4 separate regions of the Homo sapiens genome follow, and all the other regions are linked to region 2. The links are chromatin loops, found by intact Hi-C in ENCODE. Cell type or tissue: PC-9. All regions are shown on one strand. Each heading gives the region's core, and the rest is flanking DNA. Links, peaks and the distances in the headings are about the cores only. Region 1 overlaps HUWE1 (HECT, UBA and WWE domain containing E3 ubiquitin protein ligase 1). Region 2 has its middle 130 kb from the start of HUWE1. Region 3 has its middle 40 kb from the start of HUWE1. Region 4 has its middle 25 kb from the start of HUWE1.

Region 1 (7,979 bases), core at 969-5,968, 140 kb after region 2:
GGTGTATTTCTAGGCCAGATCTATAACGTTTATATTTTTTTTCCTCATAGGCCAAACTTTTTATCTCCAGTGGTTCATGATGTTTGAACGTGATTCCCACTCTTTGTTTCCTTCTAATGGTCTAGGAATTTCAGTGCGTAATCACTATCCTGGAATGACCACCAGCCATAATGTTCCTGTCAAGAACCACACCCAAGTGTTCTACCTTTTGGAAGGGGTGCCTCATGCCCTGCCTACTCATTTCTTCCACTCCTTCAAAGGCAGTCTGTCCTGTCATTCACTCTACAAAAGTAATTTGGTGTCATGCATTTCACAGTGGTAAAAGGAACTTCTGTTAGCTAGTTTTGAAGTATTCATGCTACTTTTCACCTCCCTCATTTGTTTGGTTCCTCAGATCAGTGTGGGGATCTGCTATTTGGCATCTTCTTACCTGAGCAAGATAATTCCTGTCCGAGAGAGAAAGATCATTTGGAATACCCAGCTTCTTTTCCATAGCAAATTACTGCTGGCTCTTTAATACACTACTTCCTGTTGTGTTATTGCCATTTTATATTTTCTAACGTACTTATTAAACAGATGTGACTATTTGACTTGGAGAAAGTTTTCCTTACTTTTTTTTTTTTTTTTTTAAGATGGAGTCTTGCTCTCGCCAGGCTGGAGTGCAGTGGCGCGATCTCGGCTCACTGCAACCTCCGCCTCCTGGGTTCAAGCGATTTACCTGCCTCAGCCTCCCGAGTAGCTGGGACTACAGGCGCGCGCCACCATGCCCAGCTAATTTTTGTATTTTTAGTAAAGACGGAGTTTCACCACGTTGGCCAGGATGGTCTCGATCTCCTGACCTCGTGATCCGCCCGCCTCGGCCTCCCAAAGTGCTGAGATTACAGGCTTCCTTACTGTTAATATATTGATTAGACCAATATTAAAGTGTAGCATTTTACAATTTTTTTTTTAACTAATTCTAGCAACAACCCTTTAATACAAGCACAACTATCCCCATTATTTTACTTCGGCTGGGTGATGGGAATTGAAGTAGAAACGTGGTGAAAAGTTTACTAGGATTTAAAATTTACAGGAGGTAACCATCCCACAATTAGCTGTATGTGGACTCTAGTTTCGAACTTCAGTTCGAAATAAACTGCTTTATTTAATTTGAAGTGCTTTGTAGGTAATAAAATTTTCTTCCATTTTCATTGGAGGGCAGGAAATCACTTTCTGTTTTGAGATTTTGCATTGGTGCATTTTACCGTGGGTTAAGCAGTGATCACAAATTTATTAAACCTCAATTTCAATTTGACCCTTATTGAGCAATAGAATAAATCTGGGAATGATAATCTAGGTGTGACCTAAAAGTTTAACTTATTCTAGGTAGATCTCTGAGAAGAGAGGAAGGAGTGACAATACCAAATAAAAACTTTGTCTAAGGTTCAATGGCAAAGTTCAACCTGAGTTGCCAGGATGTTTATCGTTTGTCTCCCAATATGGCCAAAAAGCATGTATGAAGGTGAAGAATAATTTTTATATGTACAGTTGTTGTTTTTTTTCACAGAAACAATGAAACAAATACGTCCTTAGTGTTTATATTGAGGGTATAAACTTGTCTAAAAAATAAACTGTCTTCTATAATTTCATTTGGGTTGAGAACTCAGTTTTCAGGAATGTTGTCTAAGCGTTAGAAGTATTAGAGTTGTTGGTTCTGAATTCCTCAGTTACTTCTCAAAGCAGGTCCTAAAAAATGCAAATAGATATGTAAGGACTATTGCTTTAGAAATAATAACTAGTTATGTTTGAACATAATAGAATGGTTAACCCTCCTCACACACCCTAATAAATGTGTTGTGTATCTCACTCCTCTCCCCCAACTTTTTTTTTGTAGGTCCTCCAGCAGCCTGACCTGAGTGGGTTAGTGATCCAGAGAAACCAGCAGGCCAACTTGGTCAGGAAGGTTCGGGAAGCTGTTGGAGCAGTGTGGGGAATTTCCCACCAGGATGAGTATGATTGGCTGTGATTTTAGGTTAGTTTTTGTAAATCTTGTGGGAAGTATTTGTATTTTACTTCCTGGAATGGAGATAGTAGGGGTGGATGTATTCCCATTCTGTAATGGAGCTACTTTGGTTTCTTCCATTCTCTGGATCTGATGTGGTACTGGTTGCTTCTTTTTTTAAAGTGGAGCTCATTACTGAATTAAAGGGAATTGTTTAAATGAATGATGTCTGTACATGATTTTTTAAATCACCCTAGGCATCGTTCAAAAAATAAAATTGCAAGTCATTATGTCTAACCAGTTCTTATTAAAGTTACGAAAAATTTCAAACATGCAAACATTGAATAGTATAATAATCCCCCCACTTACCCATCACCAGCTTTAATAGTATCAACTTGCACATTCTATTTCATCTATACTTCTGTTTGTTTGGTTTTTTTTAATTTTTTTAAATTGAGATGGGGTTTCATCGTGTTGCCTAGACTGGTCACAAACTCCTGGGCTCAAGCCATCCTCCCTTCTTGGCCTCCCAAAGTGTTGGGATTACAGGCGTGAGCCACCAGGCCCAGCCTGTTTCATCTATACTTCTAACCACTGCCCCCCTCAATGGATTATATTGGAATAAATCCCTGTCATATTTATTTGTAAAATACTTGTTTGTATTTCTAAAAGGCAAGGGCTCTTTAAATATAAGATCAAAACTATTATCACAACTGAAAAAATTAACAGATATTTAAAAATATCAAATATAAAATGTTCAGATTTCTGATTTTTTTTTAAGCTTTGTTTTTTTTCTTTTACAGTTTGTTTGAATCAGGATCCTGAGAAAGCACATTTATTGCAAAGCATTGATACAGCTGTTAAATCTATTTTAATCTGCAGGTTCTGTCTTTTGTTTTTTTTTTCTTCCAATTTATTTGTTGAAGAAATTGTCCTATATATAGTTTCCCGCCCCCCATATTTGGGGATTACAGCCCAGTAGTGGTGTCTAACCCATTCTTGCTCAATTAAAGACCCTGGAGGACCCATTATAATGGAACAATGGCTATAATCTCCTGTATCCTAGTTGGAGTTGATAGTGCTGTCATAGGCACTATCCTAAAATAACTAGTCATGGATTCCTTTTTCTGTGGCAAAGTCTGATTTGATACCTGACTTCAGTTCCATGTCTTGGCCTTGCTCATTGCTCCACATGAAAAGTAGGCCTCCTGGTGGAAGAAGCTAGTGTTTCCTAATGACCTGATTGTGCCTTTGGGGTTTTTCATGCATGGTTTCAATTTCCTTAGGTGATTTAGTTATTTTTATACTACTTTATAATGTTGCTTTTTATTCTTTTGATGTTAGTGTCTCAGCTGTTCTGACCCATAACTTCTAAGCTATTAAGACCTAATAATGAGTTCCTGGCTGTCATACAGTTCTTGAAATGGCAATACTAAAACAGTTTTTGAGAGCTTCTACTTACATGTTGATTTTCAGCTATTATACACAACCTTAGTTTTCCTACTGTGATTTTTCATTTCATTTCATCTGAAATTTATGTTTCCTTAGCATAAAGTCCTTTAAGGACTTTTAGGCTGCTTTATGATGATCTCACTATCTATAAGGTTGATATTCATAAGTACTTGGGCTTTTGGTGTTTTGCTGTATTATTCGTTGTTTCCTCAACGACTGGTTACTAGATGTTTATATATGTTAATGTCAGGAATAACTCAACTTTTAAGTCGTTTGATGTTTCATAGGTGGTGTTGTTAAAACTTGATGTACTTGTTGACCAGCTTGGTCTTCTGGATATAGAAATCCTTTCAGGTAGTGAAGAAGTGGCTCTATGAGTAAAACAACTGTAGGTTTTGTTTGGGCTGTTAACCTGAGCATTTTCAACTTTTAAGTTCTCTTTAAAAGTTTTTAGTCATTTGGCTTTAAAAATTACAGTTGGTGGCATAGAATGATCCCATAATGTGATTTTACAGAAAGTTGGAATGTTTTAATTTATTATGAATGTACCATTACGTGGAGATTGGGATTGTAGATCTGATTCAGTCTGGATTGCTGATTGAACTAGATGAATGTTAAAATTCTTCAACTCTGAGATTCTGATGGTATAATCTTAGGTATTGAAAGACAGCAGTTTTTCCTTTCAGTAGTCATTAAGTAAATGGTGACTAAAAGTAGGGAGATGAATTATTCTGGAATGACCTTTCACTATAACCATTTAGATTTAAAAGATTGATGAGTCTGAGGATACTGTCATGAATTTATGTACCACCTTTAGCACAATCCAGGTTTTAGGTCCTTGTGATTAGATATCAGAGATAATTGCCCCAGAAGTGCGTGGGTATATTACATTTGGTGGCTGTTAATGTTTTGGAATGATTTTGGAAGATTACTTTGGGTACATTATTTGCTATGATTATTTTCTTATATTCCTGTCTATTTTATAGTGAGGCATGTTTCTCCTGGTCTTTGCTTTTTTTTTTTTTTTTTTTAAACTTCCAATATTCTTTATTACGGCATTCTGACAATTGAGTTCTTACAGGTGGAAAGACCTTTCAGCACAGCGATTAAGAACATGGACTCTGGAGCTAGATTCACAGAGTTCAAGTTCTGACTCCCATTTCTTACCAGGTGTGTCATGTTGTGCAAATTACTTAACTGCTTTGTGCCACACGGTCCTTCATCTGTAAAATGATGATAATACTGCCTGCCTTATAGAGTTCTGAAGAAATTTAGCTGAGTTAATGCATATAAAGTGCTTAGAACAATGGTTCTGAAACTTTAGGGAACATCAGAATCACCTAGAGGACTTCCTAAAAGATTGGCTGGTCCCCACTCCCAGAGTTTCTGATTCTGTAGATCTAGGAGGGGCCCCAGATTTTGCATTTCTGATAAGTTCCCAGGTGATACTTCTCTATTTCCTGCAAATTGGCAGCTGGATCCAGAGACTTGATAAATTTCAGGTTCGTTCCCTTTGGCAAATATATTGCGGGGGGGTGGGGTGGGGGGGTGTTCATTCACAACATTGATTATGTTACGATGACTTGAATTTTTTGGATCCATTAATTTGTTGGGGGGCTACAAAATGGTGACGTTCTGATGCTATCATTTTGTTTTCATCTGTTAGCTGGAATAATTTTGTTTCCCCTCATCTTTTATTTGGTTACTCAGCAATATAGTTTATATAGGAAGAGCAGGATAAATACTCAATTTTTTAAAACATTGCTTTCAAGATGATGAATTGGTCCCCTGTCATCTTCAAAAGGTTACACATATAAGTGTATATATAACTATGCATCCATAGATGTAAACATTTGATGGGTTTCAATACATTGCAGTTCTGATCCTTAGCGAAGTTCAAATTGCCCTTCTTGTGGCTAGTGGAACTCTCTTAAAGTTGGCTCCTGATTCTTACTGACATGCTCTCTAGTAGTCTTTGATAGCTTCCTTGCTATCTGGTATGTCAAGATGTTTCCAGGCGCATTCTTGTGCATTTCTGCCCCAGACCTGGAATTAGCTAATGGGATTAAGATAAAAGGTGAAGTCAAAAGAAATTCTGTTTTTGCCAAGGGTAGCTTGGAACTTTCTATCAAGTTCCACTTTTCTCTTTCCACTTAACCTCCCTAGCCTGCCTCTTCATTCTTCTCTACCTTTTTATTAGAGTTAAGGTGGAAAGGTTTGAGAAGCCTTGATAATCATAGGAAGATCATGGAGCCCAGGCAGTTCCGGATTTGGGGCCTGGCCACTTACTAGGTCTGTCAGTTTGGGCAAGTTAACCTATATCAGTTATGATGTGGGGGGAAATACCTTATTCATATGGTTATTGGAATTAAAGAGAAAATGTAAGGTGTTAGTACATGGTAGGTGATCAGTAGATGGTAATTTATTTAATGTACTATTTTACTTAACTCCTTCAACAGCTCAGAGGTGGGCAGTCAGGGTGGTGAAAATAATGGCCATTTAACAAAATGTGTCTGGACCCTTTAGGTCTGTGTGGGATCATCAGTGGTGAGGCAGGATAGGGTTTGTTCTTGAGTTATTTTGGGTCTGAGACTTTGGCCAGTGATAACTGAATGTTCCATAGAGTAGTTTTTCACTTTGGAACTCCTTAGGAGTCACATTTATACCCTCTGAAGGGTCTTAGCTAGTTCTGTAATGTGTATTACATTGGTTACCTTGATCTCTCTCCGTCTATACTGGCCCCTCCTATTCAAGGTGTTCAAGGTTCTGTTGTAACCTTAGTAACCTATAATAAGTATTCCTAATAGTCATCAGTATCACCACTGTTAACACATTTGGGCAGCACCATGCATGGCAGGTCAGCAAACAGGTAAATCTTATTTTTTTAAACATTACACATAATATCTAAAGTATAGTTTGTGGCATGTAATAAGTGCTGCTGAATAAATGGAAGTCATTGTTCAGTTTTTAGCTTAATATATCTTTTTTTTTCTTTTAACATAACATTTACTGAATGTTGCTAAGTATAAGGAGTAAGGGACATAAAATGAATGAGACTTGGTCTCTGCCCTTGAGAAACTCACAGTCGAGTTAAGGACTGTGAAATCATGTTTAAAGTTCCTTAGCCTTTTCCTTTGTGTCATCATTTCTTCCCCTGCACTGTCTATGCATGATATAGCCTGTCCATTGTTTCTCACAGCTTTCCTAATTCTGTGTGCCTCCCCAGCCTTTGAGACTGCTGATATGTGAGAAAGCCAACAATTGTCTTCTATTAATACAGGGTAATATCAAGAAAAACCTTTGGGCCAATATTGGATTTCAGAGTGGCATGTGCAGTTGACATTACAATACCAGTTTATGGTCTTTAGATGGGCCTGTACACCTGGGCTCCAGCCTCTTTCCTGTGCCTTTAAACTGCCTTACTTCCATCTTTCCTCCCCTATACCCTACCCTTAATGTACTTGGTACATAAAAATAGAGGCTCCCATACCCAGGTAGTGATCAAGTACAATGTAAAGAAACAGCTGTACTTCATATAAACTAGGATTCGAGTGGGCCTAGGGTATATCACTAAATTTCCATTCTTATCTATAAAACAGTAATCGGAAAGCCTATTTCATAGGTTGCTGTGAGCATTAAAGCGAGATGATGTATTTTTAAATGCTTGTAAAGTACGAAGATAAGGTCATTATAATTTATATAAAATACTTAGTAGCTATGTTACTTGGGGCAAATTACCTCATCACTGAGCCAGTTTCCTCATCCTTTAAATGAAGATGGTGATATTCATTTAACAAATATTTATTGAGGACGTAGTCATTGCAGCTACATCCTGGGAATACAAAGATAAGTGACTGGAGAATGTAGGACAGTGTGGTCTAGGGGAAGGAGACTTGCAAATCACACAAAAGGGTCAGTATGGTAATATGAGGAATGAACAAAATGTGCTATAGCAGTTTACAAGAAGGCATCAGAGAATGTCACAGAGTTTTGTTAGGGTTAAGCAAGATAAATGAAAAGTACTTCATGAATTCAAAAATGCTATACAAATAAGTTAGTTAAACGTACCCCAAATGAATCAATAGTCTCAAACCATTATTGTTTCATTTCTTCACAAGACTTACTCTTTAGATGCATTTATTTCTTTGAGCTAGATTTTATGACCTCCTTAAGGGTAACCTGTAGTAGAGTATCCTGAAAGTTAATGCTTTTGTCTAAAAGGATTTTTTTCATCCATTTTATCATTTTCTAGTTTTTAATCACTGAATTCAGGAAAAACTAGAAAATGTGTGCATATTTGGGGAGAGGATATACATAATTCCACCACAATGTTTAGTCACTGTTAACATTTTGGTGTATTCACATCTTAATGATAAGGGTAGTGTTTAAGGAATAAGAAAAGAAATCTAGTAGGAAATTTTAAGGATAGGCATTTCCCAGAATAGGAAACTAAAAACGTCCACTAACAAGAAATGGTACTCAAACTAATAATCAGAAATGCAAATTTAAATAAGGTCATTTTTAGTCATTAGATTGATAAAAAATA
Region 2 (7,979 bases), core at 1,345-6,344:
TCTGGAAAGGGGATGGGTGCATGTTTGGTTTATATGAGGTATATTTGCACTGTATTCAGTGGAAACATTTTTTTCAAAGTGTAAGTATGGGAGGAAGAGTATATGTGGATATTAGACAACCAAAGGAATGAACTCTAGTGCTCCCGAACAACATTTCATCCTGTTTTGGGGAATTTCCCTCTAGAGTCTTGGTGAGAGGTGGGATCCCACTTCCTACTATGGAAACTGATGGTGGTCAGATACTTCCTTTCCCTGACCACGAGGCAACAAGGACTGACTAATCTTTTCACGGCTTTGAATCTGGAGCCAGCAACACAAATAAGCCAGAAATATTACAAAACTAACACAAGGATGATAGATTAGGAGAATATGTTTGTGATAGGCAAACCTGACAAAAGAACAATAAATAGAAAAAGAAGATAGTAAATGCAATAGGAAAATGGGCATAGGATATGAAGAATAAGTTACAGAAGGGGAAACTTGAGTTTACACAAGGGGAAATTTGAATATATTAAGAGATTTTTATCCCTACTAATGATTTGAGAAATGAAAATTAAAATAACGGTGAGAAGTCACTATAGCAATGGTAACAGATAGAAAGTCAGATATTATCAAGGGCTGATGAGGATGTGAGGAAAAGGACAAACATGATTTGGGATGTAAACTGGTACGGGTATTCCAGAGAGAGTTTGGCCGTACCAAACCATGAAATTAAGTATGTGTATACCCTATAACCCAGCAATCCTGCTTCTGGGCATATATTCCACAGAAATTCTCACACAAGTCCTAAGGAAATGTAGTTGAGGTTGTTCATTGCAGCACTGTTTGTGGTAGTGAGGAATTGGAAGCAATCCAGGTGTTCATCACCATGGGATGGGGTAAGCAAACTGTTGTATATTCATAGAATAGAAAATTACAAAACAATTAAAAGTAATAAGCTAGATTTACATAGAGCCACATGGATAGGTCTCCAAAACCCAGTACTGAGTGAAAAAAGTAAGAAACAGAGACTTATAGCATAATTCTCTTTATGAAAATGTAAAACAACACTGTGTATTTTCATGGATATACACACAAATAAACATATGAAAGGTGGGTTGAAAGCATACATATATGAATTACACTAAGAGGCTAAGTGTAATTAAGTCGGGCAGGAGAATGAGAGTGAGGATACGGACTGATGGGGAAGAAGAATAATAAAACAAATAAGGTAAAAGAGCAGCCTTCAGTGAACTGGTGATAATGTGCCGCGAATTGTAGATTATGATTTTTTTTTTTTTTGAGACGGAGTCTTGCTCTGTCGCCCAGGCTGGAGTGCAGTGGCACGATCTCGGCTCACTGCAACCTTCGCCTCCCGGGTTCATGCCATTCTCCTGCCTCAGCCTCCCGAGCAGCTGGGACTACAGGCGCCCGCCACCACTCCCAGCTAATTTTTTGTATTTTTAGTAGAGACGGGGTTTCACTGTGTTAGCCAGGATGGTCTCGATCTCCTGACCTCGTGATCCACCCACCTTGGCCTCCCAAAGTCCTGGGATTACAGGCTTGAGCCACCGCACCCGGCCTGCAGATTATGATTAACTCAACTCTGAAGTCCACAACAAATAAACCAAAACACCAGATGTCAGGACAATTAGCGCTCCTTTGCAGTGCCATGTGCTGGTAGGCTAAGGTTCACTGGTAGGAGCAGTAGGGGTACTAGTACCAGCAGTAGCCTTCTAAACCAGGCTGTTTCCATGGTAGGCCCTTAGCTGTGGTTCCTCCTGCCTACCTTCCTGGCTCCCACTCTGTGTTTTCAGCCTGATTCTCCAGACTTCTGTGAGCTAACTGATAACTTCATAAAAAATCCCTTTTCCGCGTAAGTTAACTAGAGTCTGCTTCGGTTACTTGAATCCAAGAACCATGACTGATACATCATGCACTTTGTTGGAGAACATCCTTAAGTAACTTCTCTTCTTTTTCCTGTACATACATACCTGTGATAAAGTAACTTCTTAGCCCATTTATGTCTGAGGTTGCATTTTTTTGAATTTTTGCCATCAGACCTTGGCAATGAGCTTGAGCAGTACGATATAAATAATTCTTACATGCTTAGTGTTCCAAAAATGGAACACTAAGCTTACAGAAAGGTAAATTTGGGGTTCTTTGCATGTCTGAAAATGTAGTTATTTTACCTTCATAAGGACAGTTTAGCTTTAGAATTCTATGTTTAAAATATTCTTTCATCTGAATTTTGAAGATAATGCTTTCAGTGTGCATTGTCATCATTGTTGATTAGAACTCAGATGTTAATATTATTGTTATTGTCATTCCTTTCTTGGCAACTTGTTTTCCCCACTTCTGAAAGCTTAAAATTTTTCTTGATACCTAATGTTTTGAAATGTCACAGTGACCTACCCAGAACTTGGATGTTTTTTCCATTATCTGTTTTGCTGAGCACTTGTGAGTGGACTTTTTTTATCTGAAATTCATGTCTCTACTCTGAAATCATTGTTTTATTTGTTTGATAATTTCCTTCCTTTTATTTACCCTGTTCTCTTTTCTAGAACTCCATTAATGTATAATTATATACATTTAGTGTATATAATTAGTTTAATTATATACATTTATGTATAATTAAACTGTATAATTGTGTTTTTCCTCTCTTTTTTTCTCATATTTTCCATGTCTTTGTGGAGGTTTTTAAAAAATTTATTGAGATAATTGTAGATTCACATTCATAGCCAGTTGTAAGAAATAATATACTGTACCCAGTTTTCTCAATAACATTTTGCAAAACCTTAAATGATATCACTACTAGAATAGTTTTTAAATTAATAGGCTTTACTTTTTGAACAGTTTTATGTTTACAGAAAAATTAAGTGGGAGGAACAAAAGGGGCGAGTGAATACAGCACCTTCAACTGAAATACCCAGGTTCTCCCATTGAGACTGATTAGGGAAATAACTGGACCCACGGAGAACGAAGAAAAGCAGGGTGGGGCGACAGCCCACCCGGGAGCAACACCCCCACACCAGGCCAAGGAAAGCGGTGAGTGATTGTGTGACCCTGGAAACCGTGCTTCTTCCATGGATCTTTGCAACTTGTGGATCAGAAGATCCCCTTGTGAGCCCACGCTTCCAGGGCCTTGGGTCTGACACACACAGCTGTGCCGAGTCTGGGCCGAGCAGCTGCTCAGGCACGCACAGACCCAGGAGCTTTACATACTCCGGCCCAGAATCCCCAACAAATATGTCTGCAACTCAGACAGGAGGCAGGAGACAAGGCAGGAGGTCCCCCACATACCCCTAGGAAGGGGGCGGAATCCCGGGAGCTGAGTGGCGTCTCTCTCTCTTTTTTTTATTTTTTATTTTTGAGACAGTCTCACTCTGTTGTCCAGGCTGGAGTACAGTGGCGGCATCTCCGCTCACTGCAACCTCTGCCTCCCGGGTTCGAGCGATTCTCCGGCCTCAGCCTTCCGAGCAGCTGGGATTACAGGTTCCCGCCACCACGCCGGGCTCATTTTTGTATTTTTAGTAGGGACAGGGTTTCGCCATGTTGGCCAGGATGGTCTCGAATTCCTGACCTCAAGTGATCCACCCGCCTCCGCCTCCCAAAGTGCTAGGATTATAGGGGTGAGCCACCGCACCCAGCCTGAGTGGCGTCTTTCTGGAGGCCCCATTTCCACTGCACCTCACAAGATAAGACTCACTGGCTTGGAATTCCAGCCAGCTACTGGCAACAGGGTGAAGCCTACCTGAGACCAGACTGAGCCACCTTGAGGATGGGCAGGCGTCATCTCTGTTGTTTGGTCGACTCAGCTGTTCCAGCCTGTGGGCTTTGGAAAGTCCAAACGGCCCAGACAAGGAAGAGTCCCCAAAACAGAGCACCACAGCAGCTTTGCCAGATCGTGGCCAGACTGCTTCTTAATGTGGCACAGGATCCATTCTTCTTCACTGGGTGGGACCTCCCAGCCAGGCCCTCCAGCCACATCCCCCGCACATATTAGGGACAGAACTCTGATCTCTCCCTGGGACAGAGTGCCTGAGGGAGGGGAAGGCCGCCACCTGTGTTGGTTGAATGACTCAGCCATTCCAGCCTGCAGGCTTTGGAGAGTCCAAATGGTCCAGAGGAGGAAGGGTACCCCCAGCAGCGCGGCACAGCAGCCTTGCCAGATTGTGGCCAGGCTTCCTCTTTAAGCAGGGCCCCATCCATTCCTCCTTACTGAGTGGGACCTCCCAGCCAGGCACTCCAGCCACACCCGTCCTCAGGTATTAGGCACAGAGCTCTGATTTCTCCCTGGGACGGAGTGCCTGGGGGAGGGGAGGGCTGCCACCTGGGTTGGTTGGACCAGGACTTAGCTGTCCAGCCTGCGCGCTTTGGAGAGTCTAAGGCGACAGGGGCAGAGGCAGTTCCCCACCACAACACAGCTGTTTTGTCAAGGCGTGGCCAGGCTGCTTCTTTAAGTGGGACCCTGATCCACTCCTCCTCGCAGGGCAGGTCCTCCCAGCCGGGTCCTCCCAGCTGGGGCCTCTGGCCACCCCCACTCACGTTCTACAGGGCCGACAGAGCTCTAATTTCTCCCTGGGATGGAGTGCCTGAGGGGCAGGGCAGGCCACCACCTTGGCCGTCTGGGCTTCTCAGCCGGTCCAGTTTGTGGGCCTTCGAGAGCCCAAACCATCTGGGGACTGAAGGGATCCCCAACACAACACAGGTGCCTTACCAAAAAGCAGCCAGACTGCTTCTTTTTTTTTTTTTTTTTTTTTGAGACGGAGTCTCGCTCTGTCACCCATGCTGGAATGCAGTGGCGTGATCTCGGCTCACTGCAAGCTCCACCTCCCGGGTTCACGCCATTCTCCTGCCTCAGCCTCCCGAGTAGCTGGGACTACAGGCGCCCGCCACCACGCCCGGCTAATTTCTTTTTTGTATTTTTGGTAGAGACGGGGTTTCACCGTGTTAGCCAGGATGGTCTCGATCTCCTGACCTCATGATCCGCCCGCCTCGGCCTCCCGAAGTGCTAGGATTACAGGCGTGAGCCACCGCGCCTGGCCAGCCAGACTGCTTCTTCAAGCAAGCCCCTGATCCTGTTCCTCCTGACTGGATGAGACCTCCCAACTGGGGTCTCCTGCCATCTCCTACAGGTGTGTTCGGGCTGGCAATAGGCCAGTACACTCCTGGGACAGAGCTTTCAGAGGAAGGGGCAGGGTGCCATCTTTGCTGTTTCACCAGTGATACCTCCAGGTACAGGAAAAACCAAGGCAACTAGGGTCTGGAGTGGAGCCCCAGCAAACCACAGCAGCCCTGTGGAAGAGTGGGAAGACTCTAAAAAGAAAAACAAACAGAAAACAACAACAACAAACACAAAAACCCCATCAAAAGGTCAGCAACCTCAAAGACTGAAGGTAGATAAGCCCACAAAGATGAGAAAGAATCAATGCAAAAACGCTGAAAACTCAAAAGGCCAGAGTGCCCTTTTTCCTCCAAATGACTGAAACACCTCTCCAGCAAGGGCTCAGAACTGGGCTCCTATTCAAAACAGTATTGGAAGTTCTGGCCAGGGCAATGAGGCAAGAGAAAGAAATAAAGGTATTCAAATAGGAAGAGAGGAAGTCAAACTATCTGTGTTTGCAAGTAACATGATCCCATATCTAGAAAACCCCATTGTCTCAGCCCCAAAGTTTCTTAAGTTGATAAGCAACTTTGGCAAAGTCTCAGGATACAAAAATCAATGTGCAAAAATTGCTAGCATTTCTATACACCAACAGGCAAGCAGAGAGCCAAATCATGAATGAACTCCCATTCACAATTGTTACAAAAAGAATAAAATACCTAGGAATACAGCTAACAAGGGAAATGAAGGACCTCTATAAGGAGAACTACATACCACTGCTTAAGGAAATCAGAAAGGACACAAACAAGTGGGAGCTGAATGATGAAATCACATGGATACATGGTGGGAAGCAAAACACACTGGGGGCTGTCAGAGGGTGGGAAGTGAGAGGAAGGAGAGCATAAGGAAGAATAGCTAATGGATGCTGGGCTTAATACTTAGGTGATGGGATGATCTGTGCAGCAAACCACCATGACACACGTTTACCTATGTAACAAACCTGCACATCCTGCACATGTACACATGTACCCCTGAACTTAAAATAAAAGTTGGAAATAAAAACAAAAGAAAAATTGAGTGGAAAGTATAGAGAGTTCCCATATACCACCTCACTCTGCTTATTTTTTGTATTATTAACATCTTGAATTAGTGTGGTATATTTGTTAGAATTGATGAATCAATATGGATATATTATTATTAATTAAAATACATAATTTACATTAGGGTTGATTCTGTGTTGTACCTTCTATGGGTTATGACAAATGTAATGTGTAATGAATGTGTCCACCATTACAGTATCAAACCCTAAAAATCACCTGTGTTTCACCTACTCTCTCCCTACTACCACTTCTGAATCTCTCTGAACCTCTAACCTTGTTACTGTCTTCATAGTTTTGCCCTTTCTAGAATGTCATATAGTTGGAATCCCAGTATGTGGCCTTCTCAGATTGGCTTCCTTCATTTAGCAATCTGAACTTAAGATTCATCCTACTTTTTTATGACTTGATAGCTCATTTCTTTTTAGTATTGAATAGTATTCCATTGTATGGATGTACCAACAGCTTGTTTATCACTATTGAAGGACATCTTGCTTGCATCCAAGTTTTGGCAATTATGAATAAAGCTGCTATAAAAAATCTCATGTGAGGGTTTTTGTATGGATGGAAGTTTAGAACTCATTAGGGTAAATACCAAAGGGTGTGATTATAGCATCATATGATAAGACTATGTTTAGTTTCATAAGAAACTGCCAAAGTGTATTTCAAAGTGGTTGTAACATTTTGCATTACCACCAGCAATGAATGAGAGTTCCTGTTGCTTCACATCCCCAGCAGCAATTGGTGTTGTCAGTGTTTTGGATTTTAGCCCTTATAATAGGTATGTAGTGGTAATTGCAAATTAAAATAACAATCAGAAACCACTACACATGTATTAGCATTGGTCTATATGTCTGTCTTTATGTCAGTACCACACTGTTTTCATTACTGTAGCTATGTAATTTTTTTTTTTTTTATTTTGAGATGGAGTCTGGCTCTGTCACCCAGGCTGGAGTGCAGTGGCATGATCTCGGCTCACTGCAAGCTCTGCCTCCCGGGTTCATGCCATTCTCCTGCCTCAGCCTCCTGAGTAGCTGGGACTACAGGTGCCCGCCACCAAGCCCAGCTAATTTTTTTGTATTTTTAGTAGAGACGGGGTTTCACCGTGTTAGCCAGGATGGTCTCAATCTCCTGACCTGGTGATCCGCCCGCCTCAGCCTCCCAAAGTGCTGGGATTACAGGCATGAGCCACCACGCCCGGCCGCTATGTAATATGCTTTGCTTTGAAATCAGGAAGTGGGAAAAATACAACTTTGTTCTTTTTTAAAAGATTGTTTTGGGTATTTGGGGCCCCTTGAAATATTAATTTCAGGATACATTTTTCTATTTCTGCAAAAAATACTATTGTGACTTTGATACTAATTGCAATAAATCTGTAGATCACTTTGTGTACTACTGACATTTTAACAATATTATTTTCCAATCCATGAACACAGTTCAGTTCAGTTTTCTTCAGCAACACTTTGTAGTTTTTGTTTTGTTTTGTTTTGTTTTTGAGACAGAGTCTCATTCTGTTGCCCAGGCTGTAGTGCAGTGGCACAATCTTGGCTCACTGCAACCTCTGCCTCCCGGGTTCCTGCCTCGGACTCCCGAGTAGCTGGGATAACAGGTATGCCCCTCCACGCCTGGCTAATCTTTGTATTTTTAGGACAGACAGGGTTTCGCCATGTTGGCCAGGCTAGTCTCAAACTCCTGACCTCAAGTGATCTGCCTGCCTCAGCCTTCCAAAGTGCTGGGATTACAGGTGTGAGCCACTGCACCCGGCCTTTTAATGCTATTCTAAATAGAATTTTAAA
Region 3 (7,979 bases), core at 1,034-6,033, 87 kb after region 2:
AGCCAGGCATGGTGGCGGGCGCCTGTAGTCCCAGCTACTGGGGAGGCTGAGGCAGGAGAATGGTGTGAACCCGGGAGGCGGAGCTTGCAGTGAGCCGAGATGGCGCCACTGCACTCTAGCCTGGGCGACAAAGTGAGAGTCCATCTCAAAAAAAAAAAAAAAAGCTGCATTTTCAATAGAAGATAAAAGGGTATTTCACAGAAGGTACAAGGTTTTCACAGCTGTTGGTTTTTACTTTTCTCTCTCTCTCTTTTTTTACAATTATCCTTACACTGGATTTATTTGAAATGACAGGCAATAGCAGCTGAAGTCCTCAATCTACAGAACACATCAAGCAGTTCAACTTCTTCTTGTAATGTCATGACTTTTCTCTGCTTCCTGGGGACAGTTCCAGCATCATTAGTGGCACCCCATATGGGTTCCATACTGTTACTCAAGGTTTACAGTATTGCAGTAAATATTACGAAAAATATGCAAGAACTATGAGGGATCACTTTTTACTGGAGATATGAATTACTCACATGGAGATGATTAGTGTCACATGGCATTTTAAGCAGATACTTGCAATACTTGAGCTCACCTCAATAGTGGTGATTACAAAATTATTACAGCATACACAAATACATTGTATAGCTATACAAAAATATTTTCTCTATATTCTTATTCTATAAGTTTTTTTATATTTTTAATTTTTTTACTTTCTAAACTGTTTTGTTAAAAACAAAGACACAAACACACACATTAGCCTAGACCAACACAGGGTCAGGATCATCAAGACGTCACTAGGTGATAGGAATTTTTTAGCTCCATTATAATTTTAGGGGACCACCATAGTATATGTGGCCTATTCTTCACCAAAACAACATTACGCTGGCACATGACTGTCTGATTTTCTGTCTTTGGCTGTCTACAGAAGTTGCCTCCGCCTCCCAGGTTAAAGAGATTCTGCTGCCTCAGTCTCCTGAGTAGCTGGGATTACAGGCCCAAGCCACAAGGCCCAGCTAATTTTCGTATTTTTAGTAGAGACAGGGTTTCACCATGTTGGTCAGGCTGGTATCAAACTCCTGACCTCAGGTGAGCCACCTGCCTCGGCCTCCCAAAACGCTGGGATTACAGGCGTGGGCCACTGCGTCTGGTCTATGATCCCCATTGTTGAAGGTGGGACCTGGTATGAGTTGTTTAGATCCTCGGGGTGGACCCTTCATGAATGGCTTGGTGCCATTCTTGCAGGAGTGACGGAGTTGTCACTCTTAGTTTCCATAAGAACTGCTTGTTGAAAAGAGCCTGACACTGGCTGGGCACAGTGACTCATGCCTGTAATCCCAGCACTTTGGGAGGTGAGGTTGGGGGGCTCACCCTGAGGTCAAGACCAGCCTGGCCAACATGGAGAAACCCCATCTCTACTAAAAGTTACAAAAATTAGCCAGGCATGGTGGTGCACGCCTGTAATCCTAGCTCCTCGGGAGGCTGAGGCAGGAGAATTGCTTGAATCTAGGAGGCAGAGGTTGCAGTGAGCTGAGATCATGCCACTGCACTCCAGCTTGGGCAATTGAGCAAGACTCCATCTGAAAAGAAAGAAAGAAAGAAAGAAAGAGAGAGAGAGAGAGAGAAAGAAAGGAAGGAAGGAAAGGAAGGAAGGAAGGAAGGAAGGAAGGAAGGAAGGAAGGAAGGAAGGAAGGAAGGGAGGGAAAGAAAGACAAAGAAAGAAAAAGAAAGAAAGAAAGAGAAAAGCCTGACGCCTACTCCTGTCTTTCTTTCTTTCTTTATTTCTATCTTGCCATGTGATCTGCACATGCAGGTTCCCCTTCCTTTCTCTGGACACTGAAACTTGAGTTTCACATAATTTTCACACGTCACAAAATATTATCCTTCATTTAATTCTTTTAACCACCTAAAAATATAAAAACCACTGTTATACCATAGGCTGTACAAAAACAGGCAGCAGGCTGGATTTGGCCCACTAGCAGTAGTTTGGCAACCCCTGATATAAGGGGTTTATGCTAGTCTAGTTTGTAGATGGTTATGTGACCCAGTGCTGGTCAATGAGATGTGAGTAAAGGTCTTCTGGGCTTCCTCTAAGAAAGGTTTCCTCACTCTTAATGAAAGACAGATAGAAAAGATGGTCTAGATTCTTCCTTTCTCTACTGCATGTCTGGATGTGATGCAAGGAACTTCAGCAGCCACCTTGCAACTATGAGGTGACTAGCCTGAAGAGTACCAGGAGCCTGAGGATGGCAGAGCAGAAAGATTGAAAAAAAGAATCTGGGTCCTTGATAATATTGCTGAGAAGCTAAATTAACCAACAGTGGAGTCATCCTACTTCAGAATTTATTACAGGTAGAGTATTCCTAATCCAAAAATTCAAAACCTGAAATGCTCCAAAATCTGAAACTTTTTGAGCACTGATTTGGCACTCAAAGGAAATGCTCACTGGAGCATTTCAAATTTTTGGATGTTTAAATTAGGGATGCTCAGCTGGAAAGTATAATGCAAATATTATAAAATCTGAAATCCAAAACACTTCTGGCCCCAAGGACTTCAGATAAAGGATACTCAACCTGTATTATAATAAGTTGGAGATAATAAAATTTTCTTTTTCTTTCCTTTTTTTTTTTTTTTTGAGGCAGAGTTTCACTCTTGTTGCCCAGGCTGGAGTATAATGGCACAATCCCGCCTCACTGCAACCTCTGCCTCCCAGGCTCAAGCAATTCTCCTGTCTCAGCCCCTTGAGTAGCTGGGATTACAGGCATGTGCCACCACCATGCCTAGCTAATTTTGTATTTTTAGTAGAGACAGGGTTTCTCCATGTTGGTCAGGCTGGTCTCGAACTCCCACTCAGGTGATCCACCCACCTCAGCCTCCCAAAGTGTTGGGATTATAGGCGTGAGCCACCGCGCCTGGCTAATAAAATTTTCTTATAGTTAATTATTGTTTTCTTATTGAGTTATGTTTTCTGTTAGGCATTCTAACTAAAACAATGAGTCAAAAATTCTCACTTCATCAAATAAAGAATTCTACTGTTTGAAAGACACTGTTAAAAGAATGAAAGGACATACAGAGTGGGAATGAATATTTGCAAATTATATATTTGATAAAGAACTTGAATCCGGAATACAGTAGTCCCACCTTATTCACAGGTAATATGTTCTAAGACCCCCAGTGGACACCTTAAACTAGGAATAGTACTGAACCATATGTATACTATGTTTTTTCCATCTGATAACCAAGCTAGCTACTAAATGACTAATGGGGTGGGGAGGTAGCATAGACAGCATGGATATGCTGGACAAGGGGATGATTCACAGCCAAAGGCAGGACAAAACAGAACAGCGTAAGATTTCATCATGCTACTCAGAATGGCACAAAATTTAAAACATATGAGTTGTTTATTTCTGGAATTTTCCATTTAATATTTTTGGACTTCAGTTGATCTCAGATAACTGAAACTGCAGAAAGTGAAACTGCAGATAAGTGGGATGTTCTAGTCTGTGTTGCTATAAAGGAATGCCTGAGGCTGGGTAATTTATAAAGAAAAGAGGATTATTTGACTCATGGTTCTACAGGCTGTACAACAAGCATGGCGCACTCAGCTGGGCGTGGTGGCTCATGCCTGTAATCCCAGCACTTTGGGAGGCAGGAGGATTGCTTGAGCCCAGGAGTTCAAGACCAGCCCTGGCAACATAGCAAAAGGCTGTCACTACAAACAAACAAACAAAAAATTTAACCAGGTGTGGTGGCACGTGCCTTGTAGTCCTAACTACTTGGGAGGCTGAGGTAGGAAGATCCTTTGAGCCCAAGGGTTTGAGGCTGTTGTGATCTATGACCATGCCACTGCACTCCAGCATGGGTGACAGAGCGAGACCCTGTCAAACAAAAAAACAAAAAAACAAAACAAAACAAAAACTATGGCGCCAGCACCTGCTTCCAGTGAGGGCTTCAGGAAGCTTCCAGGAAGCTCCCAATCATGGAGGAAGGCAAAGAGGGGGCAGCATCACATGATAAGAGAGGAGGGAAGAGAGAAAGAAGGAAGTGCCAGGCTCTTTGTTAACAATCAGTACTCATAGGAACTAATACAGCGAGAACTGACTCCTGACCATGAGGATGGCTCATAAAGAGCCATCCCAGGATCCAAACACCTCCCACCAGGCCTCAACCTCAATATTAGGTATCAAATTTTAACATATCCGAATATATCATTCCGCCCCTGGCTACCCAAATCTCATGTCGTTCTCACATTGCAAAATACAATAATTCCTTCCTAATAGTCACCAAAGGTTGTTTTTTGTTGTTGTTGTTTTTTGACACAGGGTCTCACTCTGGTTGCCCAAGCTGGAGTGCAGGGGTGTAATCTTGGCTCACTGCAGCCTCAATCTCCCGGGCCCAGGTGATTCTCTCACCTCAGCCCAAGTAGCTGGGACTACAGGTGTGCACCACCACACCCAGCTAAATGTTTTTTGTATTTTTAGTAGAGATGGGGTTTCTCCATGTTGCCCAGGCTGGTTTTGAACTCCTGGACTTGAGCAATCCATTTTCCTCGGCCTCCCAAACTGCTGGGATTACAGGCCTGAGCACCAACCCAAAAGTCCAAAGTGCAAAGTCTCACCTGAGACTCAAGGCAAGTTCCTACCAGGTAAGATCAAAAACAAGTTATTTACTCCTAAAATACAATGGTGGTACAGGCATTGGGTAAATATTCCCATTCCAAAAGGGAGAAATCAGCCACAGGAAAGGAGCAACAGGCCCCACACAAGTCTGAGACCCAGCAGAACAGACATTACATCTTAAAGCTCCAAAATAATCCTTGATTCCATGTCCCACATTCAGGGCACACAGATGCAAAGGGTGGGCCCTCAAAGCCTTGGGCAGTGCGACCTCTATGGCTTTGCTGAGCACAGCCCATGTGACTGCTCTCAGGGGTTGAAGTTGAATGGCTGTGAGTTTTCCAGGCTGAGATTGCACGCTGCCAGTGGCTCTGCTATTCTGGGGTCTGGAGGGCAGCAGCCCCATTCCCACAGCCCTACTAGGCAGTGCCCTGGTGGGGACACTTTGTGGTGGCTCCAACCCCACATTTCCCCTCAGCACTGGCTTAGTAGAGTCTCTCTGTGGGGGCTCTGCCCCTGTGGCAGGCTTCTGCCTGGACACCCAGGCTTTTCCATACAACCTCTGAAATCCAGGGGGAAGCTGCCAAGCCTCCGTGGCTCTTGCATTCTGCGCACCTGTGGACTTAACGCCACATAGAAGCCACCAAGGTTCATGGCTTGCATTCTCTGGAGTGGTGGGAGTCGCTCCTGGGGCTGTTTGAGCTGCAGCTGGAGTCTCAGCAGCACAGATGCAGGGAGCAACGTTTGAAAGTGGCACAGGGCAGTGGTGCCCCAGCTTAGCCTCCAAAACCATTCTGTCTCCCTAGCCCTCTGGGCCTGTGATGGGAGGGGTGGACTGGAAGTCTTCTGAAATGGCTTGGAGACCTTTATCCCATTGTCTTGACTATTAGCACCTGGCTCCCTTTTATCCTCTATCTAGCAAGTGGTTGTTCTCCAGCACCCTTGGATTTCCCTTATGAAGATGCTTTTTCCTTCTCTACCACATGGCCAGGCTGCAATTTTCCAAACTTTTATGCTCTGTTTCCCTTTTAATTATAAGTTCCAACTTTAGGTCATTCTTTCTTTTTTTTTTTGAGATGGAGTTTAGCTCTTGTCACCCAACCTGGAGTGCAATGGTGCTGTCTCAGCTCACTGCAACCTCTGCCTCCTGGGTTCAAGTGATTCTTCTGCCTGAGCTTCCCAAGTAGCTGAGATTACAGGTGCCCACCACCATGCCCAGCTAATTTTTGTATTTTTAGTAGAGACAAGGTTTCACCATGTTAGCAGGCTGGTCTCAAACTCCTGACCTCAGGTGATCCACCTGCCTCAGCTTCCCAAAGTGCTGGGATTACAAGCACGAGCCAAGGAGCCCGGCCAGTCATTCTTTTACTTCCATATATGATCATCTGCTTTTAGAAACAGCTGCATTGCTTTTTGAATGCTTTGCTGCTTAGAAATTTCTTCTGCCATAAGCCCAAGGTCATTGCTCTTTTTTTTTTTCCAAGACGGAGTCTCACTCTGTCGCCCAGGCTGGAGTGCAGTGGCATGATCTCGGCTCGCTGCAACCTCTGCCTCCCAGGATCTAGTGATTCTCCTGCCTCAGCCTCCCGAGTAGCTGGGACTACAGGCGCATGCCACCACGCCCGGCTAACTTTTTGTATTTTTAGTAGAGACGGGGTTTCACCGTGTTAGCCAGGATGGTCTTGATCTCCTGACCTTGTGATCCGCCCGCCTTGGCCTCCCAAAGTGCTGGGATTACAGGTGCGAGCCACCGTGCCCGGCTGGTCATTGCTCTTAAGTTTGGTCTTCCACAAAGCCCCTGGGCATGGACATAATGCACTCAAGTTCTTTGCTCAGGCATAACAAGTGTGACCTTTGCTCCAGTTCCCAATAACTTCCTCATTTCCATCTGAGACTTCGTCAGCTTGACCTCTCCTGTCCATATTTCTACTAGTATTTTGGTTACAACCACTTGACCAGTCCCTAATAATTCCAAACATTCCGTGGACTTCCTGTCTTCTGAAGCCTTCAAATTTTTCCAACTTCTGCTTATTTCCTGACTCCAAAGCTGCTTCTACATCTTCAGGTATCTTTACAGCAACATTCCACTCTTGGTACCAGTTTTCTGTCTTAGTCCATTTGTGTTGCTATAAAGTAATACCTGAAGTTGGGTAATTTATTTTTAAAAAGGTTTACCTGGTTCATGGTTCTGCTGGCTACACAAGAAGCACGGTATCAGCATCTGCTTCTGGTGAAGGCCTTGGGAAGCTTCCACTTATGGCAGATGGCAAAGAGGAGCAGGCATCACATAGTGAAAGATGAGGGAAGAGAGAGAAGAAGACGTGCCAAGTTCTTTCTAACAATCCGTTTTTGCCAGGCACAGTGGCTCACTCCTGTCATCCCAGCACTTTAGGAGGCCTAGGTGGGAGGATAGCTTAAGCCTGGGAGTACAAGACCAGCCTGGGTAACAGAGCGAGACCCCATCTCTACAGAAAACAAAAAAATCAATAAATAATAAAAAAAAATCAGTTCGCATAGGAACTAATACAGTGAGAACTCGCTCATTACTGCAAGGATAGTTTATAAGGGATCTGCCCGCATGATCCAACCACTTCCCACCAGGACCCACTGCTAACATTTGGGATCAAATTTCTTTCTTTCTTTTTTTTTTTTTTTTTTTTTGAGACAGAGTCTCACTCTGTCTCCCAGGCTGGAGTGCAATGGCTTGATCTTGGCTCACTGCAAGCTCCGGCTCCTGGGTTCACGCCATTCTCCTGCCTCAGCCTCCCGAGTAGCTGGGGCTACAGGCGCCTGCCACTACACCTGGCTAATTTTTTGTATTTTTTAGTAGAGACAGGGTTTCACCATGTTAGCCAGGATGGTCTCGATCACCTGACCTCGTGATCCTCCCGCCTCGGCCTCCCAAAGTGCTGGGATTACAGGCGTGAGCCACCGCGCCCGGCCGGGATCAAATTTCAACATGAAATTTGGAGGGGACAAACATCCAAGCAACATCAGGTATCTACGGTATGTAAAGAACTTGCAAAACTCAGTAATAGAAAGCAAACAACCCAATTACAGTTTTAAAAAACAGGCAAAAGATTTGACCAGACACTTCACCAAGGAAGATATATAGATGGAACTTAAGCACATGAAAAGATACTTCACATCGTTAGAATTAGGGAAATGAAAATTAAAACCACAACGAAATACCAATACCCTCTTATTAGAATGACTAAAATTAAAAAGGCTAACCAAATCAGTGGAACTGGAACTCTCACACACTGCTAATGGAGTATAAAATAATACAGGAACTTTGGAAAACAGTTTGTTTTTTAAAAACTTACATATATACCTGCCACATGGTTTGACCATTCTATTTTTTTTTATTTTTATTTT
Region 4 (7,979 bases), core at 1,397-6,396, 100 kb after region 2:
GTCTCCTTAGCCTGCTGTTACCCTTGCTTTTGTTTTTTCTTATTCATAGTGAGCAGCAGTAATGGCTAAGTGGTAGGACCAAGGGTGGCTGAACACTGAGTGAAGTTTCCTGTAGTCTTGCCACCCTCACCCATTTCAAATCAGAGATCAGTGGGCAGCCAAGTGTAATATCCAAACACCTAGATGCAGCAGCAAAACCTATGGCACTAATTCATCCTTGTGGCATTTCAGGTATGTACCAAGAATGCCTCATATTTGTTCCACTGCTGTTTCTGACCAGATCTGAGCATCCCAAATATGTTTAATAAAAGTCAGTTAAATCCCTCTGGTTGTGGGTCTCTTCAGGGATGGTGAGACTCAATTTTGTGCTTCTGTACTCTCGCTGATCCAAGTACTGTTGTCAGCAAATGTGAATCTAGGTAAGAGTTGATAGACTAAGAATGTTAGAGCAGAAGTTCCCTAGAATTGTTATATCTACACTTCTTATCTTTGGAACTAAATGACTGCAACTAGAAACGATATTGTGGTGCCTGACTTTGTCCCCAGTTATGTTTAGGTGCAGCCCATCGAGTGATCAAAGGCAATGGCTTGCTGAGAAAAGTACAAGTCACTCTAAAAATCTCTCTCCCCACCCACCACTACCACCCACTCACCCCCAGACCACCCAAGTCAGGATGCCAGGCTCTCTAGACAAGGAAGTTGTATTCTCAGGACAACACCGATTGCTTTCTCTGAGTTGTACCAGGCACTGAAGCTCCTGGTACAGCTCCCCTCTCCTTTAGTCAGTTCTAATTTCCTCCAATCTTGCAGCAAAATATTAAGGCTCTGGAGGGAAACAGAGCTCTTGTTTCTTTCTTTGATCAGTTTCCTCAGCTCAGGGTCAGCCTACTCTGCCCCCAAATGAGGTAGCAATGACTAACTTAGTGCCACGTGACACCAAGCAGCCTCCAACTGTCAGCCTGTGCTGGGTCATTTGCTATTCTTTTTGGGTGTACATTTGAACCCACTTCCTCTGGTTGGGGACTTCCCCATCTTATGATTCTTGGAAGGAGGCAGATCCTACCTCCCTCTACATTCACTCTCCCTCACAGCTAGGGGGCTGGCACATACCCCAGCCCAGTCACTCTCAACTTTGCCTTAGGAGTTAAAGACAAAGATTCAAGGACCCTGGAAGAGTCTCTCTGTCAAGGCAGTGCTGGCATCTGCAGCAAGATAGAGCTCCCTGCAGGGTGTCCCTGGTGAAAACTGCAGACAAGTGCTCTGAGGTGCTGCTGCAGTGGGCTCCTCACCAGACCAGTTCTGCAGCGTGGTTTGAGTGTTGTTCCTGGCTGCAAACCTGCTTCTCCAGCCCGCCTACTGATTCTGGAAGCTGCCCAAATATCCTTTTAATGAATTCCTTTTCTGCCTAAATCATCTAGAGTCCAATTCTGTTGCTTGCAATCAAGGTTCTAGACTGATACGCACCTGTAACTCCTTCAGGAATTTGTCCTACTTCTGAGAAGTCCCAAAGGGCTTTGTCCCCAAGGACAGTTTCTATGACAAATCTACAAAGGGGATTCTCTGTAAATGCCCATTCTGTTATGAATACTAAAATTAGAGACCGTAAGGCTAGCCACCATTGTTCCATAGTATCTAGTTTAGTACCAGCGAGCACATATGTTCTAAGCAATGCTGGAAAGCCCCTTTCAAATAACTTTTGCCTTGGCAAAAGACGTTGTAATGCTTCTTGAAATAGTTTCATGATGTCATTTACGTAGTAGACCTGATTTCTGCGAACACATTATTTTGAAATGAGGATTTAAATTGTGCTTTGGCAGGAACTGAATATTCAAATGTAATGAGTTTAATTGATTATGAGAATGTTTCTTTTAAGATGATGCAATAACTGCCTGGTATTGAGCCTGCTGCTCCAGTGTGCACTAGTAGAAAGGCTTTCAAAATTGATCTTGGTACATTTGAAATCTGGTAAGCAATTGATTCTCTCTCTAAGCCTCAGTATAGAATCTAGTTCTAAGTGATAAGGCACTAACAATGCCCTGAAACCAGACCAAAATGGGTCTGCCTCTTGCTAGAGCTTTGAATTCCAGCCATGGGAGTATGACTGGGGAGAGATTCAACCTGTGGGGCCATCTCCTCCTCTCATGACTGCGTGGACCCACTTTCCCCATTTGTCTCTACCTGCTGTGCCCACTTCGGGAGGGCCAAAAGTGTGCTGTATTCGAGGCTGTACCAAAGATGTTACCAGAGCTGCTGAGCATCTGAGACTTAGCGGGTATAGAGGGTGTCTGCAGGCCAAAAATATATGTGCTGGCAAAGGAATCTTGGAGGGGCAAGAAACTGATCTATATCTTGATTGTGGTGGTGGTTATGACTCTAGGCATCTGTTTAAACTCATAGACCTGTACACTAATATGAGCAAATTTTACTGTATGCAAATTAAATATAAACCAGGCATGTCGATTTGCACGTGTAATCTCAGGTACTCGGGAGGCTGAAGTGGAAGGATTGCTTGGGGCCAGGAGTGCAAGAGCAGCCTGGGCCGCATAGCAAGACTGCCTCTAAAAAAAATTAATTAGGCCGGGCGCGGTGGCTCAAGCCTGTAATCCCAGCACTTTGGGAGGTCGAGGCCGGTGGATCATGAGGTCAGGAGACGGAGACCATCCTAGTTAACACGGTGAAACCCCGTCTCTACTAAAAATACAAAAAATTAGCTGGGCATGGTGGCAGGCTCCTGTAATCCCAGCTACTCGGGAGGCTGAGGCAGGAGAATGGCGTGAACCCAGGAGGCGGACCATGCAGTGAGCCGAGATCGCGCCACTGCACCCCAGCCTGGGCGACAGAGCGAGACTCCGCCTCAAAAAAAAATTAATTAATTAAACATAAATTTTAAAACAAGAATATGTGTGCTGGAATATCCACTTTCCACATGTGAATTGCCGTACAGTGGCACAGTGTGCAGGCACATGACCACAGTGTCTCCAATCTAATCTGGAAGCATTATGTGGCTCAGTTCACACTTCAATACCCAGCTCAATTATATAATTCTTTTTTTTTTTTTTAAGACAGCGTCTCACTCTGTCACCCAGTCTGGAGTAGAGTGGTGCCATTAAAGCTCACTGCAGCCTCAAACTCCTGGGCTCAAATGATCCTCCTGACTCAATCTCCTGAGTAGTTGGGACTTTGGGTGCATGCCACTGAGCCCAGCTAATTTTTAAAACCTTTTGTAGAGACAAGGTCTCACTTTTTTGCCCAGGCTGGTCTCAAACTCTTGGGCTCAAGTGATCCTCCCGCCTCAACATCCTAAAGTGCTGGATTTGCAGGCATCAGCCACCATGCCCAGCCTCAATTATGTAATTTTTTTTTAATAGAGACAAGGTCTCCCTATGTTGCCTAGGCTGGTCTTGAACTTCTGGGCTTAAGGGATCCTCCCTCCTCAGCCTCCCAAAGTGTTGGGATTACAGTCATGAGCTACCGTGCCTGGCCCCAATTATGTAATTCAAAAATTTGTGAGTGACTGCCCACTTTAGGGCAGAGAATTAACATGTGTGAGGAAGGTACGGGGCTTGGTTTTCTTGTGGGCTCCTACTGAAGGCCAAGAGAATCTGCTCCTGGCTGGGCTCGGTGGCTCATGCTTGTAATCCCGGCACTTTGGGAGACCAAAGCAGGAAGATCACTTGAGCTCTGGAGTTCAAGACTAGCCTGGGGAACATGGTGAGACCCCCCCATCTCCACAAAAAGTAAAACAATTAGCCAGGTGTGGTGGCATGCACCTGTGGCCCCGGTGACTCGAGAGGCTAAGCTGGGAGGATCACTTGAGCCAGGGAGGTCAAGGCTGCAGTAAGCTGTGATTGTGCCACTGCACTCCAGCCTAGGCAACAGACTGAGACCCTGTCTCAAAAAAAAAAAAAAAAAAAAAAAAAAAAAAAGCATCTGTTCTATAGTACTATTCCTAGAACCTAAAAACTGACATCTTATGTGTATTGATGAAAAACTTGGTGGGATCACCAAATGCTAAGAAAATGTTGTTTGTAATCAACAGTCCACAAAGACCCAAATTCCCGGTCATAGAACCAACTTTCCCCAAAAGTTTTGTGGGGTGGCTGCATTCCTACCATTCTCCTGCTTTGTTGGCAAAGCCCTGGTCTCTGTTCATCTCCAGCTGCTGTGCCATGCAACTCTTGGTTGACCTCTGAGCCCAGTAGTTTTCAACCTTGGCTATAGTTTAGAATTGCCTGGGGAGCTTTTAAAAACCTCATAATCTGGCCACCACCCAGACCAATTAGATAAGAATCTCTGGAATGTGGGGCATAAGCATGAGTATTTTTTAAAACCCCTCAGGTGATTTCTATACTTTTGAAAGAGGGCAAGTTTCTATTTCGCGTGCCGGTAGGAACATAGGAAGAGGTATGTATTCGTCTGCTCAGGCTGCTGTATCAAAATACCACAGACTTGGTGGCTTAAACAGCAGAAACTGGGCTGGGCGCGGTGGCTCACACCTGTAATCCCAGCACTTTGGGAGGCCGAAGCGGGCAGATCACGAGGTCAAGAGATCGAGACCATCTTGGCCAACATGGTGAAACCTCGTCTCTACTAAAAATACAAAAAATTAGATGGGCGTGGTGGCGCCCTGTAGTCCCATCTACTCGGGAGGCTGAGGCAGGAGGATCGCTTGAACCTGGGAGGCAGAGGTTGCCGTGAGCCGAGATCATGCCACTGTACCCCAGCCTGACGACAGAGCGAGACTCCATCTCAAAAAAAAAAAAAAAAAAAAAACAAAACAGAAATTGATATTCTCACAGTTCTGGAGGCTGGATGTCCAAGATCAAGCTGCTGCCAGCCTGGTTGCTTTCCTCTGAAGCCTCTCTCTCTCCTTGGCTTACAGATGGCCTCTCTCTTGCTGCCTCTTCACATGGTTGTCTCTCTGTTGTCTCTCTTTGTAACCTCATCTCCTCTTCTTATAAGGACACCAGTCAGATTGGATGAGAGCCCACTTCAACAGCCTCGTTTTAACTTAATTCCCTCTTTAAAGGCCATGTGTTTCCAAATACAGTCACATTCTGAGGTACTAGGGGTTAAAGCTTCCACATATGAATTTTGAGGGGGCACCATTTAGCTCATAACAAGGGAGATCATGGTTCCTCTAATAATCTTCACACTTTTTTTTTTTTTTTGAGACGGAGTTTCGCTCTTGTTGCCCAGTCTGGAGTGCAGTGGCGCGATCTCAGCTCACTGCATCCTCTGCCTCCTGGATTCAAGCGATTCTCCTGCCTCAGTCTCCCGAGTAGCTGGGGCTACAGGCGCCCACCACCACACCTGGCTACTTTTTGTATTTTTAGTAGAGACGGGATTCTCCATGTTGGTCAGGCTGGTCTCGAACTCCTGACCTCAAGTGATCCACCTGCCTCGGCTTCCCAAAGTGTTGGGATTACAGGCATGAGCCACCACGCCCAGCCAATCTTCACACTTGTGTTATCTTAACCTGTTGTTTTTGATAGCCAAAGCCATGGGCCATTAGAAATGTGGCTGCCTGCATCAGGGATAGAAGACTAGAGTTCAGCAGGCCAGTCCAGGTTCTACTTTCGTGAAACCATTCTCCCAATATCAACTACTGCTTCTCTTAGCACTAACACTGGGACAGTTCTGCTTTGCCTCCAAAAAACTCTGAAGTGGATCAGAGTAGGACATTAATTAAATTAACTCCAAGTTCCCTGCTGCATCCCAGGCTGTAAAAGCTATCCCTGTTGTATTTCCCATCCTGAATTATGCCCAGCCACATTTTCCAATGGAGTTCACCAGAAGTTGCATGTTCAGCCCAAATGATAGCATTAAAATGTTCCAAATAATATATAAATGTCCAAATTTGAACAATACAAAGTCTCTCCACTTATGAAAATCTTGGGAGAAAGATTAATTCCAAAATGCCAGAGAAATTTAAATCCAAAACTATTTCCTCCCCGATTTCTGTTTCTGCTCAGTCTCAGCTAGAAGGATCTTGCTCTGAGGTGTGGAGAGATTGGAGGTTCCTTCGGCTACTGCAACCTGGGCTCTCATCCACTGAAATCGGTGAAGTTCCTGTAGGACCTTCAAGACAAAATTAATCCAGTGTCAAGATTCTCATATGTCCCACTTTCTAAGAGTTCAAAGAGTTAATTGGGCACATAAGATTTTCCCAGCATCAATGACACATGCACAAAATTTAGAAGAAAACAACGCAAAAAAGCAATCAGACAAATCTCGTAAGTGGAACAGTCTGCAGAACTATTGGCTTGGTATCTTCAGCAAAGTGGTATCATTAAAAACTGGTGTCTGTTCTAGATTAAAAGAGACTTAAGGGACATAAACCAGATGCAATGCATGGTCTGGATTGGGTACTGATTTGGATGAAACAACTGTATAGGACATTTTTAGGTCATTTGGGAAAATATGAATAGAAGCAGGGTGTTAGAAGGGTTGGAAATGTACTGAAATAGCAAAAGGGAGGTTAATGATTGAAAAAAACAGACTGAAGAACATTATGTGTAGTATGATCTCAGTTTGGTAATAAAATAAAAGCATGCATAGACACACATGAACAGATCCTGTAGGTTATACACTAAGGTCTTACAGTGGTGATCTCTGGGAGGTGGAAATTTTACTTATTTATTTATTATATTTCTGCTTCTCTATATTTTCTAATTTTCTACAATGCATATATACTGCTTCTGTATTAATAAAAGGTTAATCAAAGAAAAAAATTCTTGGAGGCCGGACATGGCGGCTGACACCTGTAATCCCAGCACTTTGGAAGTCCAAGGCAAGAGGATCCCTTGAGGCCAGGACTAGGCAACATAATGAGACCCCATCTCTACAAAAAATTGAAAAAATTAGCCAGACATGGTGGCTTGCACCTGTAGTCCCAGCTACTCAGGAGGCTGAGGCAAGAGGATCGCTTTAACCCAGGAGTTTGAGGCTGCAGTATGATCGTGCCACTGCATTCCAGCCTGGGTGACAGAGTGAGACTCCACTTCAAAAAAGAAATTTTTAAATTCTTAGAAGTCACAAGCAGGGCCAGGCGCACTGGATCACACCTGTAATCCCAGCACTTTGGGAGGCCGAGGCAGGGGGATCACTTGAACTCTGGAGTTTGAGACCAGCCTGGGCAACATGGCAAAACCCTGTCTCTACAAAAAAATACAAAATTAGTCCGGCGTGGTGGCACACGTCTGTAGTCCCAGCTACTCAGGAGAGGCTGAGGTGGGAGGATTGCTTGAACCCAGGAGGTACAGGCTGCAGTGAGTTGTGATCGCCACTGCACTCCAGCCTGGGCAACAGAGGGAGACCCTGTCTCAAAAAAAAAAAAAAAGTAACAAGCAAACCTCAACCCCAAAGCAGTTATTATAAGTAAAATTATGGTACTAGAAACCAGTACATAAAATACTGTACTGGTATATCAGACCCACATTGCTGACAGAAAGCAAAGCTTATAGCAGAGACAATGATCTCTGGGGGAAAGAAGAATAAACATAGCAAACGTGAGAGCAAAAAACAACCTGCCTTGCTTTCAGCTTCAACAGGAGACAAGTTAAATTGTGCTAGTTGTCTAGGGTCCACAATCTCTTAAGCTTAAACTCTGCTGAGATTTATCTAGAGACTAATTATGGCACTTGGTTTACCAAACGGGAGTAGGGTGGAGTTCCATGCATGTTTACTGTTTCCTCCCTCAGAAGGTGACATTTGCGACATTCCTGTGTTCTTGAAAAGTTAGATTTTCCTGGGGTGACACCCATAGTCCTCAGGCCATCCTCAAGGCTTCCTTCTTCAAAATCCAGGCTATTTGGCCAGGCGCGGTGGCTCACACCTGTAATCCCAGCACTTTGGGAAGCCGAGGCGGGCGGATCATGAGGTCGGGAGTTCGAGACCAGCCTGGCCAATATGGTGAAACCCCATCTCTACTAAAAATACAAAAATTAGCCGGGTGTGGTGGCGTGTGCCTGTAGTCT

What was found. A loop is a pair of places that touch in the nucleus more often than their neighbours do. Peaks named below come from ENCODE experiments on the same cell type or tissue, not always from the same donor. Only the 100,000 strongest peaks of a DNase experiment are listed, where the experiment ranks them.
Region 1: a loop joins it to region 2, with 4 times the contacts of the local background. A loop is called at or near these places in 2 of 110 quality-filtered maps.
Region 3: a loop joins it to region 2, with 4 times the contacts of the local background. A loop is called at or near these places in 1 of 110 quality-filtered maps.
Region 4: it touches region 2 in a loop (14-fold over the local background); 1 of 110 quality-filtered maps calls a loop at or near these places.

Annotation. Positions count from the first base shown.
Region 1 is chrX:53,674,081-53,682,059 of GRCh38, reverse strand. It overlaps HUWE1 (HECT, UBA and WWE domain containing E3 ubiquitin protein ligase 1), which reads left to right. Exons shown (of 84, transcript NM_031407.7): 3 at 1,874-2,011. Among named protein-coding and RNA genes, the nearest start is that of HUWE1, 8.6 kb to the left of the region's middle. In PC-9, for the core only: CTCF peaks have their summits at 2,920 and 3,149; no DNase peak of the experiment used is centred there.
Region 2 is chrX:53,809,993-53,817,971 of GRCh38, reverse strand. No RefSeq gene overlaps it. Among named protein-coding and RNA genes, the nearest start is that of HUWE1, 130 kb to the right of the region's middle. In PC-9, for the core only: no CTCF peak of the experiment used is centred there; DNase peaks (open chromatin) are centred at 3,701 and 4,081.
Region 3 is chrX:53,722,479-53,730,457 of GRCh38, reverse strand. No RefSeq gene overlaps it. Among named protein-coding and RNA genes, the nearest start is that of HUWE1, 40 kb to the right of the region's middle. In PC-9, for the core only: no CTCF peak of the experiment used is centred there; a DNase peak (open chromatin) is centred at 3,357; H3K27ac peaks cover 1,545 bases.
Region 4 is chrX:53,707,954-53,715,932 of GRCh38, reverse strand. No RefSeq gene overlaps it. Among named protein-coding and RNA genes, the nearest start is that of HUWE1, 25 kb to the right of the region's middle. RefSeq lists enhancers at 1-127, 905-1,134, 1,175-1,224, 3,150-3,649. In PC-9, for the core only: no CTCF peak of the experiment used is centred there; a DNase peak (open chromatin) is centred at 4,292; H3K27ac peaks cover 1,622 bases.